Linked DNA regions of Mus musculus: region 1 is linked to region 2. A link is a loop called in an ENCODE intact Hi-C map of the cell type or tissue named here. Cell type or tissue: left cerebral cortex. All regions are shown on one strand. Links, peaks and the distances in the headings refer to the core of each region. The heading gives the core; the rest is flanking DNA.

Region 1 (8,458 bases), core at 2,936-6,935, 95 kb before region 2:
AGTCAGTCACAAAAAGGATAGGATCTTTCCTGCACTCGAGGTGTAGTGTATCTTTGGTTCCCTGGATTCAGTCCCCTGGTCACTTAGGTTCATAGCTGACACTCTTCAAACATGGAGTCTTCCCTGGGTGGGGGTAGCACCTCACATAAGTACTCCTCCCTGAAGTTTGGTTTTGAAGAACCAAGGACCCTTAATCCTGGAAGAGAAGTGTGTCTTTTAAAGAAGTAGGAATGAAATTTTTGGTAGTGGCCCCTTTTCCCTGTCCACGCAACGGTGCCTCCCCGCCCAATCTCCCACCAGGAGGAGCTACATAGAAGGGTTTTTTGGGAACAGGTTAATGGCCTATACATTAAGGCTTTTGTGGATAATCTTTGTTCCTATTCAAGACCCACCCAAGTTCTTCCACTCTCAAACCTTTTCCTGACTTTAACCCACTCAGCAGGCAGAACAGCACCTTCCATGCACACTGAGATGGACTTTTAACCCACCCCATCCCCCACCCCACCCCACACCTCCTGCTCTAACCTCAGCACATCACATTCTCTGAAAAATCCACATCAGGGTTTATCTGCACTCCTAAGGCAGTGCTAACATTCAGCTGGACGTTGAACTTGAATAAGCTGCCGGATTCGGTATTTAGGCTGCTTTTGGGTGGATTCCCTTCCCCAAGGATCCAAGCCCAGTTTTTGCTTCTCCTCAGCCATCAATCTTAAGAGTTGCACCCATCCTTCGTAAAACGGATTCTCAGCGCGGCAGCTTCCAAGCTCTGTTCTTACCTCTCTGGATTCCGCTCCCCTGAACCCACACCCCAACCCCCGCACTGAGTTGTCTATATTGCTTAAGTGCCTGGTTTTGGCCCCGGGTTCAGCTTTATAGCCTCCCCCCACCAAAAAAAAAAAAAAAAACCAAAAAAACAAATAAACTATAAGTCTAGGCAGTGGTAGCTTTGGCTCCAGATATTTGGGCCAGGTCGACCCCCTTTCCCATCTAGAGAAGCAATCCTAGGCTTCATCTGTAGCTGGGGGGCTGAACCCAGCCTCTGGCTTCACTCACTAAGTCCAAAGCCTAGGAATCTAAGTCCGATCCGCTGCCCTACTTCTCCGAGTCCATCACCTGCAGTGTAGTTCTTACGTTGTGGAAATCTGCACCGGGCTTTTGCTCTCGCCATCAACCTAAAATTCAATTTTTTTTTTCTTCCCTACCCACCCCCTCCAAAACCAGACGCTTGAGGCGTTTATAGATACTAACCTCTCCTCCGCTCCTGCAGCCTGGTCAGCTCCAGGACCCTGTCCGGTTGCCAAGGCTCTCTCTTCTGTTTGGGGGAGGGGGGCTGTTCTCATCCCATCCTACCTACGCTCCAGTCCTGGCTTTGCGTCCCTCCCTCGTTTTTTTTTTTAATTAATTTATTTATTTATTTTTTTATTGTAGGTCTGGTCTCCCAGGGTAGCGGGATCCACACCACATCCCCTTCCTGTCGCATCACCCAGGATCCAGATACTGCTTTTACCTGCCGGCTCTGTTGCAGCCAGCGCGCGGGATCCTTCCATACCTCAGTCCAGCCCTCATTTTGTCCCTCCCCACCCCACGTCGCTGTTAGGAAGATGGGGGACAGCCTACGCTCTTGTCAGTCACTAAGCAGCACTCCCTCCGGCCCTCCTGCAATCCCGGGTGGGAGACGCTCTGGTCCAGGTCTTTTTTGTTGCCACCGCACAGGCCTGACGCATTACTCCATCTCCCTTGGAAGAATCCGGACCGAAATTTGCGTGCCTCGAGTGCATCTGGCCCTGTCGCAGCTACCTCCCCTCCCACTCCTACCCCCCCACACCGCGCCCCTCCCGTCCCTACCCTCTCTGCCAAATCCGGACCAGGTTTTGCGCAGTCCTTGCACAGCTCTCCATTTACCCCTCACCGGCTAGGCGCCTTTCTGCACAGCACGGCTGCAGAGTCCGTTCCGTTTTTTCTTGCCGCCCGTCGCACCCCACCCCCCCCCAGCCCAACTAGGGGGATCTAGCGCGTCGCCTCCCTCTGCCCACTTTTCCTTGGGGGAGGCGAGTGGAACTCCAGGCCAGGTTTCCGGGCCCTTCCTCGGGGCGCACGGGAGGGCTGCGGAGACTAGTCCCCGGCGGGTAGTCCAGGCCAGGTTTTGCGCTTGTCCGCCGCCCCCCTCCCGGAGCCGGCGGGCCCGGCAGCGCCGAGAGCAGGCGGCTTGTCATTGCTGGTGCCCCGCGCCCGCTCGCTCCGCGAGTCCTGCGGTGCCCACGGGCCCAGCCCCGCGCCCCCTGCTCCGGCCACCCCGGGGGCGCAACGCCGCCGCGCCTGCTTCCAGCTGTGTAGCTCCGGCCCCCTGCGGGCAGCGCGAGCGGTCGGCGCGGGAGCAGTCGGCGCTGCGACGCCCCCGCCCCGCCGTCTGCCGGAGACGCCCCGGCGGATGGGGCCGCGCGGGCCCAGGAGCGGCGCCGCCGGGCGGCGGGGGCCTGCGCGGCCGCCCGGGCAGCCGCGTTAACCCTTCGCCCGCTGCCGTCCGGGGGCGCTGGGAAGTCGCCTGGGCACACACGTGCCGCCTCCGTCGGGGCCGCGGAGCTGCGGGGGAGATGCGGGCAGCCGGCGCCGCCTCGGGGGGCTCCGCCTCGCCCCAGCCCCCCGAGCTCTGACGCCGCCCCCGCCCCTCCGCCTCCACGCCTCGCTCCCCGGGAGGGGCGCAGACCCGCGCGCCCGGGGCCGGGGCCGCCTCCGGAGCGCCGCGATCCGCCTTTTCTTTCCTTTTTTTTTTTTTTTTTATACTCCCCCCCCCCACCCCTTCCCTTTTAAATTTTGGTCGGTGGCGGCGGTGCTGGGCCGGAGGAAAGAAGGGACACGGAGTCCTCCCTCGCTCAGCCACCCCCTCCCCGCTTCCCCCTGGGCCGGGCTCCGGGAGATGTGCCGGGCGGGGGGCCCGGCTTCGCGGAGCCGCCGGAGGAGCGCGCACGGCCGACCCCGAAGCGCCGCTGGACAGGTGAGTGTGCGGGAGCCTCAGGCCACGCCGCACCTGGGCCAGGTGTGCGCGGCGGGAGGGGCGGGGAGCACCCTACCCCCGCCCGCCGGGGGCTTGGTGAGGGTGCGGATGGGCGGCCGCAGGGTGCCCTGCAGGGGGAGGGGACCGCTAGTGTGCCCGCGCGTGGCTGCGTGTGCCCGCGCGCGCGCCGGCCTTTGTGGGGAAGCGGCGCGGCGGTGCCTGCGTGTCCCCGGTGCGTGTGCGCGCGGGTGCTTGGCGCCCTGTTTGTGTAGGTGTCTGGGTGTGAGTGGAGAGGGTGCGTGTGCGCGCAGCGCGCGGGCCCGGGCTCCCCAGAGAAGCCATGTCGGGGGGCTGGCACCGCAGGATGCTGGGCCAGCCCCCCCCCCCCCCCGACATGGCTTGTTTTTCTCTGGGAGGCAGTGGCGCTAATGGTGGTTGGGGGTGGTATGGGGAGAGGTATGTCTGGGTGTCGAGTGAGTTTCAGCCCGGAGGGGTGCTTTGGGCAACCCTGGTGCAGTTGTGAGACATCTTCTGTTAGTGGTACCCTGTTAAGCACGGATGGAGGCTGTCAGGTTGGATCTACCGGAACGAGCTTTCTCTCCTCTTCCAGGTGTTCCTGAAATAGAGCTGTGTGGCTCAGTTGTCATCGTCCCGTTTGAGGGTCCTGGGATGAAAGTCCAGTTCGTGTGTGTGTGTGTGTGTGTGTGTGTGTGTGTGTGTGTGTGTGTGTGTGTGTGTGTGGTGGGAGGGTAGTGTGTACTTATGCAGTGGCCAGAAAATGTCCTCAAATGGCATCACTTCAGTGCACCCCAGGCACCTATGTGAAGATGGCACCCCGCCGGCAAACAGCCCCTAAGCTCACCCATCCCAATCTGTACACTTCTCGGCTAGGTTAGCTTCCAGCCCTATCCTCGCCCAGCATCTTATTACTGTACCTTCCTCATCTCCCCACCCCGCCTTCTCCTCAGCTTTGGCATCTTTGTGGATGTCCCTCCTGTCCCAATGTGAACCAGAGAGCCCCCTTCTTTCCCAGCCTCTCTGGGACCCAGAGCCGGATCTGTCTTCCCATATCCAAACATGTGGTGCGTTTGGGGGAGTTGGGGGAGGGGTTCAAGATGGCCGCCAAGATGGCTGGCAGCCTCTTTATCTCTGTCTGTCTCCCCCTCTCTCTGCTTACCCTCATGCCTCCAGTGGAGTAGGGAGGGTCAACGTGGGGAGAGAGTTGGACAGTGTAGGGACAGGTGTGGAGGACACCTGAGGGTGGATGTCTGTTCTGGGCCTGTTGACCTCCAGTGCTGCTGAGAGAGAGGCCATTGGTACCTGCTTCTCTTTCCTGCACCCCAAGGGCAGGCGTGAGTCTTTAATCCGACCCCAGACCCAACTCTATCTGGCCCACAGCCTGATGGCTACCCCTGCTCTCCCCCCTCCCTAGACCCTGGCAATACCCCATCAATCATGGAATGTCAGAGTGTTCCTTTGAGGGTCCCCACAAGCATCTCTGGCATCCTCTTCTTCATCTGCCCAGTTAGGAACTGGGGACCTTGGTGTGTGTGTTGGGGGACGCCTGCTAAGACAGGTCCTAGCTTTGGGGACAGGTGACTTCCTTCCTCCCCACACCCTGCCCACTAATGCCAAATTTATTACTTAAAAGTAGGATGAAAACAGGGAGAATAAGAGACGGAATACAACCTTCATTATCATATCGAGAAAATTATCTGTGATTTTCCTAACTAGCAATTTGCCTGCCATGCCGTTCAGATATGACTTGCCCATTAATTACAGAGATGAAAAATCATCTGGAAGGCGGAAAAGAACTAATTCCGTGGCTGGCGGCATGGCACCTTTGCACTGAGCCACAGCCGTGCATGTGGATATGTGGGTACCAGCCCTCCCGCTGGCTTCCCAGCATCTCCCCCCCCCCCCCCCCCGCTGGCTTGGGCCGCCCTGTTGCTTTTTTCCGTCTGATGTGCTTGCTTACTCCCAGTCATGGGGACGGGTGTACCCCACTATCTCCTGTGCTGTTGGACATCCTTGGACGTGGAGACAGTCCCCGGAGTTGTGGGAGTGTAAGGAGCTGGGGACTAGTGCACCTGGGCCACCGAGCCAGGGGGGAGGAGGTGGAAGGCCAGAGATGCGGAGCCAGGCTTCTATTCCCAGCCTGCCCTGGGGAACCCCCTTCTCCTAGGGGGCGCTCTGGAAGCCCCACGAGGGGGGAGGAGCCTGTGAGCGCCTGGCCCTGCTAGAGGAGTCTGTTTGCATCAAGCCCTCTCTGATCTCCATCTGCACATGGGACTCTGCTGCCTGCTGTCTTTCTTGTCTGTGTTGACTATTCCACCAGGCTGACAAGAGACCCTCTGGTGCTTCGGCCTCAACATGGGCATCTAGCAGAGGGGAAGGAAGAGGGTCAGGTGGGCCCCAAAACCTCTAAAGCATACACCCCTGAAAGAAGAGTAGTGGGAACGGGAGCCACCTCCCACTCCCACCACAGACAGGAGCTTCTGGTCTGTGTCCCCGCCCTCTGCTGGTTCCTCAGCCAGACCTGGCCAAGGACACTGAAAGCTCTAGTTTCTGTGTGGGCTTCTCCCAGGGATCAGATTTCTAGTCGCCAGACACTTCCCCTCCTCCAGCCCCTCTGTGAGGACACTGGAGGAGGAGCTGCTCGAGGTAGGGGTTCCCCTGTGAGCTGGAGATGCCCAGCAAGACTTGCGAGCCTCTCTGCCTGTGATAGAACCAGATGTCTGCTACTAAGGACAGAAAGTGGGGTCCTGGGGTGGGGGTGGGGCTCTCTCTCCACTGTCAGGGAAGACCTGGTGTCTCCAAACCGAGCCGGTTTCCACTTCTTAAGTCTGTGTGCCTCTTTAGCACACTCTCTGGTTCTGGCCTAGGGTAGTGACTACCATGGTTCCCATGTGCTACTTGTCCCTGCGCTCAGAGAGGGTCCAGACTGCATCCCTCCCTCCATGCCAAGGGGGTGACTCTTCGGTAGCTGTCTGTATGCACACTGACCGGAGGACTTTACCTTGCCCAAACCTACTAGTGTGAGCTTGCTGTGTGTCCCTGAAGGGCTGGTGCCCCTCTGTGAGCAAACTGCAAACACTTCCAAGTGCTTTTTCTGTCAGGTTCCAGGCTTGAGGTGCCACTGGGACAGTGACTACTTCTAGTCCCTAGGCTCATATCCTGACGAGGGAGGGAGAGAGTGTGTGTGTGTGTGTGTTTCTTCTAGGGAGCGCAGCCCTAGACTGAATAGCCCCTCAGCCCCTTGAGTTCCAGTTTTAGGGGATAGAGTGTGCCGTCACGTGCTGTCTCATCCCACCCACTCTCCTGCTTTTACAAAGGCAGTTCCACCCAGGACATGGCTTGTGAACTCTGCTTCAGACTTCAGCTTCCGCAGCCCTCCTGTCTTTCTGTAGAGCCCGTGACACCTCTGTAGTTCCCTGATTGATTGTGCCTGTTTACTGTCTGTCTGTCTGTCTGTCTTGAGTACGATCCAGAGGTTCGGGGTCTTGTTAGTTTAGGAGCACAGGTGCCCTAGAAGAGCTCATTGTTGAACTGCCTGTGGTCCTGGCCTGCCATTCCCAACTCTCAGGGTTGGCTGAGCATGAGTGGGAAGCCAGCACAGGCTACAGAGGGAGATCTTACAAAGAGGGGAAGGAAGGAAGGAAGGAAGGAAGGAAGGAAGGAAGGAAGGAAGGAAGGAAGGAAGGAAGAAAGGAAGGAGAAAGGGAGGGAGGGAGGGAAGGAAGAAAGGAGGGAGAGAGATGGCTTAAGAGTCACAAGTGTGCTGCGCTCGTACAGGACCAGAATTCAGTTCCCAGCTCCTGGGGATCGGACATCTCTGGCACCTACACTGGTGCACACCCCCCTCCAACACATAAACATGATTACAGATAATAAAAGCAATGTAGGGCAAAGGGAGGAGGGAGGGAGGTGGGCTGGCACAATTGGCCCTGTACGATAACCCTTTGACCTGCCCCCTCCCCCCTTTAGTAGCAAGGCAAGGGCTGGTTTAATTATGCTTACATTCTTATGTAATTCTGTGCACATCTGGGGACATCAAAGGTACCCTTGCGTGTGAGGACGTGTGGGGACATGGTGCCACATGACTGTGCTACAGGGTTTAGGCTCTAGAGAGGGAATTCGAGGGACCCTTACCCTCACCAGGAGGCTGGGAGCCCTTAGAATGTGAGCAGTTGCTCCCAAGATCCCACGGACACTGACCCTCTTTCTGGGATGGGATCCTCCGTGGTTTAGGCTTCTCTGGGCCCTGGGGAGCGAGTAACCTTGTCTTGTTCGCCTCCCCTTCCAAAGTGGGGAGAACATAACAGTTCAGTCAACAAACTGGAAACGCCCCAGAGCTAAAAATAACAACGTCCCCACACTTACCCAGAGACTTAAAAAGTCACACATGGACTGTGAGCTACTAGTGGCCCAATGGTATCCCTGATGTTGGAGCCTGATGTGCATGCTAGCTAGCCCTTTCTCTCTCCCCCGTCTCCTCTCTGTTGTCCCAGGCTTCCACCCTCTTGCCTCAGCCTCCTGAGTGCTGGGATGATGGACAAGGTTCTTCATGGTGTTCTTTATGGGACCCCCTGGAATCTGTAGGATGCCCAACACCACCCTAGAGATACACTGCCTCAGTGTCAACAGTGTCCTCCACAGGTACCACGGCAGCACCCAGTAGTCTCTCCAGGCCAATCAATTCCAAGGCAGAACTGTCCAGCTGACAAGCATACTCTAAGGCCGTGAGTGCAAGTTTGGCACACCCACTCAAAATAAAGCAACATGGGGGTTCCCACGGGCTCTGGACTGGCTATGTTCAAGTTCATTCTTCTCTTCACCCTAGAAACGTAAGATGCCCTTCTGAGCTCATGACAGACAGAATAGGCGGTGACCAAACCATGGTCGCCAGACCCTGCCACAGAGCACCTCAACTAGGGGCGGCTCCATTTGGGGCTTTGTGGGTTATTCTTTCTTCCACCCTTTCAAACCCCTAACTCTAGATAGGAGAGAGAAAAAAATGATGGAGGGGGAAGGGAGTGACATTCTTGTTAGACTACTTCCTGCAGATTAGGGCATTGAGTTCCTTGGGGTAAGTTTGATCTTCACCATCAGGGTCCTAATTCTCATTTCCTTGCATATGACTGCTTGACAAACCACAGCCAACCAACAACCCACCCTGGCTCTCAGGGACCTGGCATTTATATACTATCTGAAAAGTCCCCAGAATTCCACATGTCACACGATTGCAATAACTATCTGCCACTGGTGGAATCCCACCCCTGCTAGAGCAGGAGGCAAATCACAGTCAGCTGCTGTGAACGGTCTGAAGCAGCACCAGACCCCACACCTGGGGTTAAAATGAAAATACATTCTTATAATATTTCTGTGTTTTTTAAAGAAACCAACATTCTCACTATAGGTTCAGACATAGTCTGGCTGCCTCCCCACGGCTCATGGCCCCTCATT
Region 2 (8,458 bases), core at 1,836-5,835:
TACACTAGCACTCAGGAGGCTAGGAGACAGGATTGTGTGGTTAAGGCCAGTTTGAGCTACACATTAAGATCCTTTCTCACCCAGTACGGTGGTGTACACGTTTAATCCCAGTACTTGGAAGGATAGGTGGATCTCTGAGTTTGAAGGCAGCCTGGTCTACAGAGAGTTTCAGGACAGCCAGGGCTACACAGAGAAACCTTGTCTGCGGTATCAGAGGAGGGGGTGGGAATTGTGTCAAAAATGGAGAAGGTGGCATTCTGGACCCCCAAAGCCTATGAGCAGCGCCCCACTCGTATCTACACCCCTTCCAGGTGCGGTTCCCATCCCACTTCAGCTCTGACTTGAAGGACCTGCTGCGGAACCTTCTGCAGGTGGATCTCACCAAGCGCTTTGGGAACCTCAAGAACGGGGTCAATGACATCAAGAACCACAAGTGGTTTGCCACGACTGACTGGATTGCCATCTATCAGAGAAAGGTGGGCTTCTTTTTCCCATACCCAAAGTTGGACTTACGGCTAGGATAGCATAGACAGCCCATTAAGTTCCAGACTAAACAGAAGGCTTCCTCAAGCCAGTAAGGGACTATACATGGTGGATACTGGGTTTTTCTGGCCACTTTGTGGTCTTAGGCAGGAAATATCCTCTGGGAAGTGACTTCCATTTGATAAGTTGGGTTGCAGAGAAGACCTTAATGTTGAGCTCAGGCCTGGGTCACAGCAAGTGTTGTTTGAATATTAAGCCATTCACCTTTATTGTTGTGATGGTAAGGTCAGCTAATGTGATCTGGGTGGTTTTGATTCCTATCCAGGTGGAAGCTCCCTTCATACCAAAGTTTAAAGGCCCTGGGGACACGAGTAACTTTGACGACTATGAGGAGGAAGAGATCCGGGTCTCCATCAATGAGAAGTGTGGCAAGGAGTTTACTGAGTTTTAGGGGTGTGCTTGTGCCCCTTGGGTTCTCTTTCATTTTTTCTTTTTCTTTCTATTTTTTTTCCGGTTGGGGGTGGGAGGGTTGGATCGAACAGCCAGAGGGCCCTAGAGTTCCATGCATCTAATTTAACATCCACTCCACACCCCCAGGGTTAAGGAGAGCAGGAAAGCGCTCCAGATACTGGGGAAGGGGCAACATCAGCTGCTCCCCCTCTCCCTTCTTCTCCACCCTTCCCTGCCTGTTTTCAATGAATTTCTTAGCTCCAGCCATACCCAATCTTGCTGGTGTATCCAGGGGCAGGGTACGGAAAGAGGGCCCCAAATTCAGCCTCCTTCCCGACCCTAGCACTGGATACTAAGGATGAACGAACAGTAACGCCAACCTTCCCTTCCATGCAGCCCTACCTGGAAAGGGAGATTTTATGACCTGTACAGAGGGCTGCTTGCCAGTGGGGTTTTTTTTTTTTTTCATTTAAATTAAGTTCCACCAGTGCCTCCCACCCTCCAAACTGTCCCACCCTCCCCAAACACCCTCCTCACTCCCTAAATCCATTCTGATGAGACCCGGGTAGCCAACTGACCCTGTCAAGGAAGGAACTGGGCTTGGAATCTCGCCCTGAGCTGCTAGCCTCCCGGCCCCCCTTTCCAGTGGTCTCATGCCAATTGTCCTGTGCATCAGCCCCCTTAAGAAGCCTCCCCCATCCTGGGCGCCTCGCTTCTAGCTTAGCTGTCAGCTGTCCATCACCTCTTGCCGTGCGTCCCCACTCACTGCAACCCCAAGTCTGATTGTGCTTTTTCTCTCAATAGAAAGGTGGGGAGCTGCTGGGGAAATTACCCCATTTATCCCTGTGTTTATCCCTCTCGTAACTTCTCCCAAAAAGGAGGAGCTCTCAGGCCTGGGTGGGGGCCCCGGGTGGACGAGGGGGTCGTTCAACCTGTGTGCTTCGAAGGATGAGACTTCCTCTTGAACAGTGTGCTGTTGTAAACATATTTGAAAACTATTACCAATAAAGTTTTGTTTTAAAATAAAAGTGTCGCTGGTTTTCCCGACTTCGATCACACCCTTGGGGTGTTGGAAAGGGAATTTCGAACCTCAATGTCCAGGTTCTGGAGACCCCGGCCTCGGGACCTTGGAGAAACCAGGTTTGGCTGGAATTCCTGTACTTCCTCCGCCTGGCCAGAGAAAGGAGGGGTGGGGTGGGCAAACTGTCCTTTGACCCTGAGTTCGGGGCCCTCAAATCTGCTCCCACCCCTACTTCGGTCTAGTCCGGGACAGAGAGGGCACTGGAGAGGGCCACTCGGACCGGTTCGGCCAAACAGCAGCAGGATTAGCAGGGTAGGAGAAAAGGGGAGCCCCGCGCGCCCCCAAGCCCTCATGTAGGCGCGGCAGGGCCGCTGGTGAGGTCTCCGCGGCTTCCCAGGAGCGAGGCGCGTCCGGCCGCGGCGCGGCTAGTTCCCGGTAAGTGCGGTCCCGAGAGCGCTGAGCGCGGAGAGGCGTGGAGAGGGGGCTGGGCGCCGAGGACGTCTGGGTCCCGCGCCCAATGGCTGGAGGGCGGCCGAACGCCGCCCGCGCGCCCCGCCCGCCCCTGTCCCCTCCCCCCTGGGCTCCCCTCCCCCTCCCCCGCCCGCCGCGCTCCCCGCCCCCGCTCCGGCGCCAACTCCGCGGCGCCTCCTTAAAAAGCGCGCGGGAGTTGTAAGGGGGGGCCGGAGCGAGCCGGAGTGAGCTAGAGCGACGGGTACACGGGGCGGGCGGGGGCCCGGGCTCCACCTTAAAAGCGGGCGCGTGGGGGTGGGAGGGAGCGAGGAAGGCGGGCAGCGGGGGAGGGCGAGCAGGAAGGGGGGCCGGAGTGTCCCGGGCGCAGGGCGCGCGTGCGGCGGCGGCGGGGAGGGGCCGGCCGCGCCGCGCTCCCCTCCTCCCTCCTCGCATCCCCGGCCCCGCGCGCGCCCAGCAGAAGCGGGGCTGTTGTGTGCGTGCGTGCGAGTGAGTGAGTGTGTGCATATTTTTTTCCTCTTTTCTTTCTCTCTCACTATTTTTTTTTCTGTCTCTCTCGCGCGCTCTCCTCTCTCTCGCTTTTTTTTTTTTTTTTTTTTTTTTTTTTTTGCGAAGAAACAGCAGCGCCGCCGCCGCTCCGCCGAGGCGCTGCGCCCCCCGGGGGGAGGCGGAGGAGGCGGGCAGCGGCGGAGGGAGGGGAGCGGGGAGGGGGCGCCGCGCTGGGAGGGAGGCAGCGCGCACCGTGCAGCCGGGCCGGGCGGGAGGCATGGCGGGGCCCCCGGCCCTACCCCCGCCGGAGACGGCGGCGGCCGCCACCACGGCGGCCGCCGCCTCGTCGTCCGCCGCTTCCCCGCACTACCAAGAGTGGATTCTGGACACCATCGACTCGCTGCGCTCGCGCAAGGCGCGGCCGGACCTGGAGCGCATCTGCCGGATGGTGCGGCGGCGGCACGGCCCGGAGCCGGAGCGCACGCGCGCGGAGCTCGAGAAACTGATCCAGCAGCGCGCCGTGCTCCGGGTCAGCTACAAGGGGAGCATCTCGTACCGCAACGCGGCGCGCGTCCAGCCGCCCCGCCGCGGAGCCACCCCACCCGCCCCGCCGCGCGTCCCCCGCGGGGGCCCCGCCGCGCCGCCGCCCACGCCCGCCCCGCCGCCCGCGCCCGTCGCCGCCCCGACCCGGGCGCCCCGCGCGGCCGCCGCCACAGCGCCCCCTTCTCCCGGCCCCGCGCAGCCGGGTCCCCGGGCGCAGCGGGCCGCGCCCCTGGCCGCGCCGCCACCAGCGCCCGCCGCGCCCCCGGCCGCGGCGCCCCCAGCCGGCCCGCGCCGTGCACCGCCGCCCGCCGTCGCCGCCCGGGAGCCGCCGGCGCCGCCACAGCAGCAGCAGCCGCCACCGCCGCAGCCACAGCCGCCGCCGGAGGGGGGCGCGGCGCGGGCGGGCGGCCCGGCGCGGCCCGTGAGCCTGCGGGAAGTCGTGCGCTACCTCGGGGGCAGTGGCGGCGCCAGCGGCCGCCTCACTCGCGGCCGCGTGCAGGGGCTGCTGGAAGAGGAAGCGGCGCGAGGCCGTCTGGAGCGCACCCGCCTGGGAGCGCTCGCGCTACCCCGCGGAGACAGGCCGGGACGGGCGCCGCCGGCCGCTAGCGCACGCGCGGCGCGGAGCAAGGTGAGCGCACCGGGCAGGTGCGGGCGAAGTTGGCGGGGACCAGAGTCCCGGGAGGGAGCGGGACGTCAGGTGGCCGGGATTCGCCCACGGTCCCCGTGGACTCCGAACGCGGTGGTCTTGGTCAGTGATCTGATCTGCGGGAGCCTCAGTTTCCTCGGCTGTAAACGTGGATTGCTGACAGTAGCGACCCCTGGGGGTAGTTGAACGAGTTTAGTAAGACTTGGCTATTGAGGGCTTTATTAACCCAGAACCTGGCACGGAAACGACAGCACAGCGTAAAAGTTACTCCGTGTTGTTGTCAAAGGTGGCGTCGGACACTGGATTTCATCTGGGACTAGAAGAGCTCTAACTCTGCCTGCTTCTTTCTCTGGCCCCAGAGAGGTGGAGAAGAACGGGTGTTTGAGAAAGAAGAGGAAGATGAGGATGAAGACGAGGAGGAGGAGGAGGAGGACAATGTATCTGAGGGCTCAGAAGTGCCCGAGAGTGACCGCCCCGCAGGTGCTCAGCACCATCAGATTAATGGAGAGCGGGGCCCTCAGAGTGCTAAGGAGAGGGTCAAGGAGTGGTCGCCCTGTGGACCCTACCAGGGCCAGGATGAAGGACGGGGACCAGCACCTGGCAGCTGCACACGGCAGGTGTTCCCGATGACAGCTGTGAATAAAGAAGGGGGATCAGGTAAGGCCCCCTCTGGATTGGGGCAGTGCTGAGCAGGGAGCTGTGATCCCTAGCCTGACTGCCCTCTGCTTTTCCTTTCCCAGCTTGTGTTGGAGCAGCTCCAGATTCTCCATCTCCGGTGCCTTTGCCTCCAGGAAAACCAGCTCTACCTGGGGCTGATGGGACACCTTTTGGCTGTCCGTAAGTTGAGGCATTGGGAGCGTTGGGGGTTAGCACCTGGGTGTTAGGCAATCAGAGCTGTGTCAAGGTCACTGTTGCTCTCCATTCTGATGCAGTCCCGGGCGCAAGGAGAAGCCGACAGACCCAGTGGAGTGGACAGTCATGGATGTGGTGGAATACTTCACTGAGGCGGGCTTCCCAGAGCAGGCCACTGCTTTTCAAGAGCAGGTGAGTTCCCAGCCTGGGCCTACAGGTGTGTGTACGCACAGAGGGCCTCACGGGTGTTCACTGACCCTGCCCGTTTCTGTCCTGCCCAGGAAATTGATGGCAAGTCTTTGTTGCTCATGCAACGGACAGATGTGCTCACTGGCCTATCCATTCGCCTGGGCCCAGCCCTGAAGATCTACGAGCACCACATCAAGGTGCTTCAGCAAGGCCACTTTGAGGATGATGATCCTGATGGCCTTCTAGGCTGAGCACCCAGCCATGTCCCCACCCCAACCAGTCCAGACTGCACCCAGGGCGGCTCCATAGTCCAGGAGCTGGGCATGGGTACACTCAACCTTCCTAACAGACTCCAGGGAGGGGGTGCCCTTCTCCATTCTCCCCCTTTTCTCACACCCCTGACCTTAGTTCACCCCTCTCCACAGCAGTGGAGTATGGGGTTGGAGGACTTGGTTGGCTCATTTACCTGGGGTCACCCTTTCTCCCCAGACCAGGACATTTTTGAAAAACAAAAAAACGGGAGCTTCCTGTGGCCCCAAACCCCTCTTCAGTTCAGCCAGATGTATCTTATATGTGTTTTGTTCTGCCTATTCATCCTGGTGGTGGTTTTTTCCTCGTCCCACCACCCCCGTGTCCTCCCCCTTGACCCCCAGCCTCTGGGGAACAGGTGAGGTAAGGGACCTTGGGTCCTCTTGTCCTTCCCTTTCTGTCTGTCTACTATTGTACCACCTGGCTGTATTGCTTTTTAATATTGCACCGAAGGTTTTTTAAATAAAACTTTAAAAAAAAAAGTTCATTTTCTGTATGGAGGAAGAAGGTGCTAAAAGCCTCCTTGAAGAGTTTAACATTAAGACAGTAATGTGGTGAGGCAGAATAGCTACGGCTTCCCTCAGCCCACTACTCAATGGGCTCACCAAGTATACAGATAGAACGTCTCGGTTCTATCTCCACCACCACAAAAAGAGACGGTTTTTGTGGCTGGGCTTGGTGGCACACCTGTTATCTTCACACTTCAGAGAGGGAAGTCGGATCAGGAGTTCGAGACTAGACTTACCTACATAGTTAAAAGGCAGCTTGGGCTACAGGCACTCAGTCCTGTCTCAACAATGACAAAATCAGTCTAGGACTGGAATAGTTCCTTTGTCTTCTGCCATCTCATTCCAGAACCACCTGCTCAAGTGTTTGTTGAGTGACTAACAGTTAACTGCACACTTGCTGAGCGTTTTGTTGTCACCTCTGTAGTTTGGTGAAGCAGACGTCATAAAACTCATTTTATAGACAGGGCAGCTGGCTTGACAAAGTCAAATTGAGGGTCACACAGGACAGTGTGACACCTGTTGCTGCGTACTTCCAGCCTTGTAATATATTTGGCTTCCTAGCCTGTACTTAAATACCAGTCAGTCTTTGCACGTAGCAAGGAATCCAACCTACAAGTGTTCTGGGACCAGTGCGGGCATACTGGAACTAAAAAGACGATGGGATAAGATCACCCATCTGAGGATTTTTATTGTATAAGTAACCGCTGTATCACTAGGCCTTAGGAAGGTCAAAAGCAGATCCCAGCTCCATCAGTTAAGAGATCTTGGGGTCACCTGCTGGGGTGTAGCCTAGGCCTCTGGGTAACCGTCACAACCCCCATCCAGTCCAGTCAATTGCCTGGGAAGAGAAAAGGCGCCTAGCTGCGCACCGCAAACACGAGGCAGGTCTGGGGCTCCGCCCTTGGCAGCACCCCGCGCGCCAGGTGCCCGCCGAGCTCCGTGCGCAGTGCAGGCCCAGGCTGCGCGCCCTCCGCGTGCTGAAATTCAAAAGAGGCGAAAGCCCCGCGGGGCGGCGCCGGCAGAGACGTCGAGGCCGGGCTGAGTGCGGCTGCGCTCACTGCCCAAGCCGGTCGGCCCCAGGTGTGTGCGCTCCCGGGACGCCGCAGGAGCTGGAGGAGCCTACTGTGGACGCGGATGGCTGCCGAACCCTGGTTCACGGGGTCGCTGGCCCTAGGCCCCGGAGAAGCACCGCCTTCGGAGGAACTGGGACCCGGGCCGCCGCCCTATGGAGACCCTTCGTGGTCGCCCGCCGGGAGACCCGAGACTTCAGCGGAGCAGGAGCCCCAGCGGGCACAGCCCATGATGGAAGCTCCAGCCTCCACGTCCTCCCGGGAGCCACTGGCAGCGGAGCTCGGGCCGGCCCCTGCTCGCCTCCCGCTGGACTCTATGTTCAGCCCCATCACTGACCAGCTCCGTTACCTGCTCAGGAAGGCGGATGACTTTCAAAGCTACTTGCTCTACAGGTGACCCTGCACAAAGGCCGAGGTCCCAGGAACAGGAGGACAGGCTGTGCAGCCCACAAAGGCCAAAAACTGAACTCAGGGCCCAGAGATACAGTATACGAGTCTAGCTAATTAGGAATACATTTTACTAGTGCACCAAGGGCTGTGAAGAATTGAGAGGCAGAAGCAGGCAATGTATAGGCCTTTAGGGTAGCAAAATATTTTTTCTTTTTTTCTCTAGAACTTTGATTTTGGTTGGTTGGTTGGTTGATTGGGCCCATATTTTTCTTCTTGAGAGAAGGTCTCATTCCGTTCTGGTTGGTGAGCCTCCTTCCTCATCTTCCCTACCAAATTTGAAACGCTCTCTTAGCTTTTTAAAACCCTGTTTAATTCAGGTAACCAGGTTCCATCTGCATCAACTCTAGTCAGAGAACTTCTGGTATGAGAGGCCACCCTCCACTCCCAAGGAAAAATGCAGTGTCCTGACAAGTGGAAAGGGCTGGGATGTCTTCGGGAGGCTTTCTGAGCGAGCTTCGCTCTACAGTTTTGAGAGAACTTGGTTGTATATACCCCCAAACACACTGGGGGTGGAACTCAGGCAAGCATTCTGTCTGCCACAGAGTTGTGCTCCCTGCCCAGGTGCCCACACTTTAACAAATGTTTCAAAGGACAGATGCAGGTGGTTCTGAAAGACAACGGAGAAAGACTTGGCATTTGGGGGGGGGGTCTTTCTCTTGGGGAAGCTTTTCCTATGCTGAGCTCCAGCCTCTCACACCTACTTCAGCTCCCAGCCCCCCTTTTTAAAAAATGTTTAATTTGGGGGTATTGGAACCCAGGACTCTGGCGCATGCTATGCACATGCTCACAGCACTGAGAAAATTTCATCAGGGTTCAGCCCGGGATACAGGTGGAGGAGGGGCACCTAGAGATGAAAGGGGAGAGATGCCACATGAAGGCCCCTTTCTCCCTTCAGCAGGGACCGAGTACAGAAGGAACAGCTAGCCAAGGCCATGCCCACCTTCTTAACAATGTGTGAACCATACTTCTTATACCTTGA

What was found. A loop is a pair of places that touch in the nucleus more often than their neighbours do. Peaks named below come from ENCODE experiments on the same cell type or tissue, not always from the same donor. Only the 100,000 strongest peaks of a DNase experiment are listed, where the experiment ranks them.
Region 1: a loop joins it to region 2, with 2.5 times the contacts of the local background. A loop is called at or near these places in 5 of 42 quality-filtered maps.

The regions. Positions count from the first base shown.
Region 1 is chr8:83,897,933-83,906,390 of GRCm38, forward strand. It overlaps Adgrl1 (adhesion G protein-coupled receptor L1), which reads left to right and starts at 2,166. Exons shown (of 23, transcript NM_181039.2): 1 at 2,166-2,992. It overlaps Gm26721 (predicted gene, 26721), which reads right to left and starts at 1,795. Exons shown (of 4, transcript NR_166528.1): 1 at 1,249-1,795. In left cerebral cortex, for the core only: a CTCF peak has its summit at 5,220; DNase peaks (open chromatin) are centred at 3,224, 4,014, 5,218 and 5,545; H3K4me3 peaks cover 3,597 bases; H3K27ac peaks cover 1,307 bases.
Region 2 is chr8:83,994,484-84,002,941 of GRCm38, forward strand. Prkaca (protein kinase, cAMP dependent, catalytic, alpha) reads left to right here. Exons shown (of 10, transcript NM_008854.5): 9 at 312-476; 10 at 809-1,961. The coding sequence ends at 934. Samd1 (sterile alpha motif domain containing 1) reads left to right here and starts at 3,033. Exons shown (of 5, transcript NM_001081415.2): 1 at 3,033-4,082; 2 at 4,460-4,757; 3 at 4,841-4,937; 4 at 5,033-5,144; 5 at 5,234-5,932. The coding sequence starts at 3,189. The coding sequence ends at 5,392. 1700067K01Rik (RIKEN cDNA 1700067K01 gene) reads left to right here and starts at 6,980. Exons shown (of 6, transcript NM_183097.3): 1 at 6,980-7,422; 2 at 8,378-8,458. The coding sequence starts at 7,094. In left cerebral cortex, for the core only: a CTCF peak has its summit at 4,255 (motif pointing left); DNase peaks (open chromatin) are centred at 2,424, 2,706, 3,364, 3,961 and 2 more places; H3K4me3 peaks cover 2,396 bases; H3K27ac peaks cover 1,215 bases.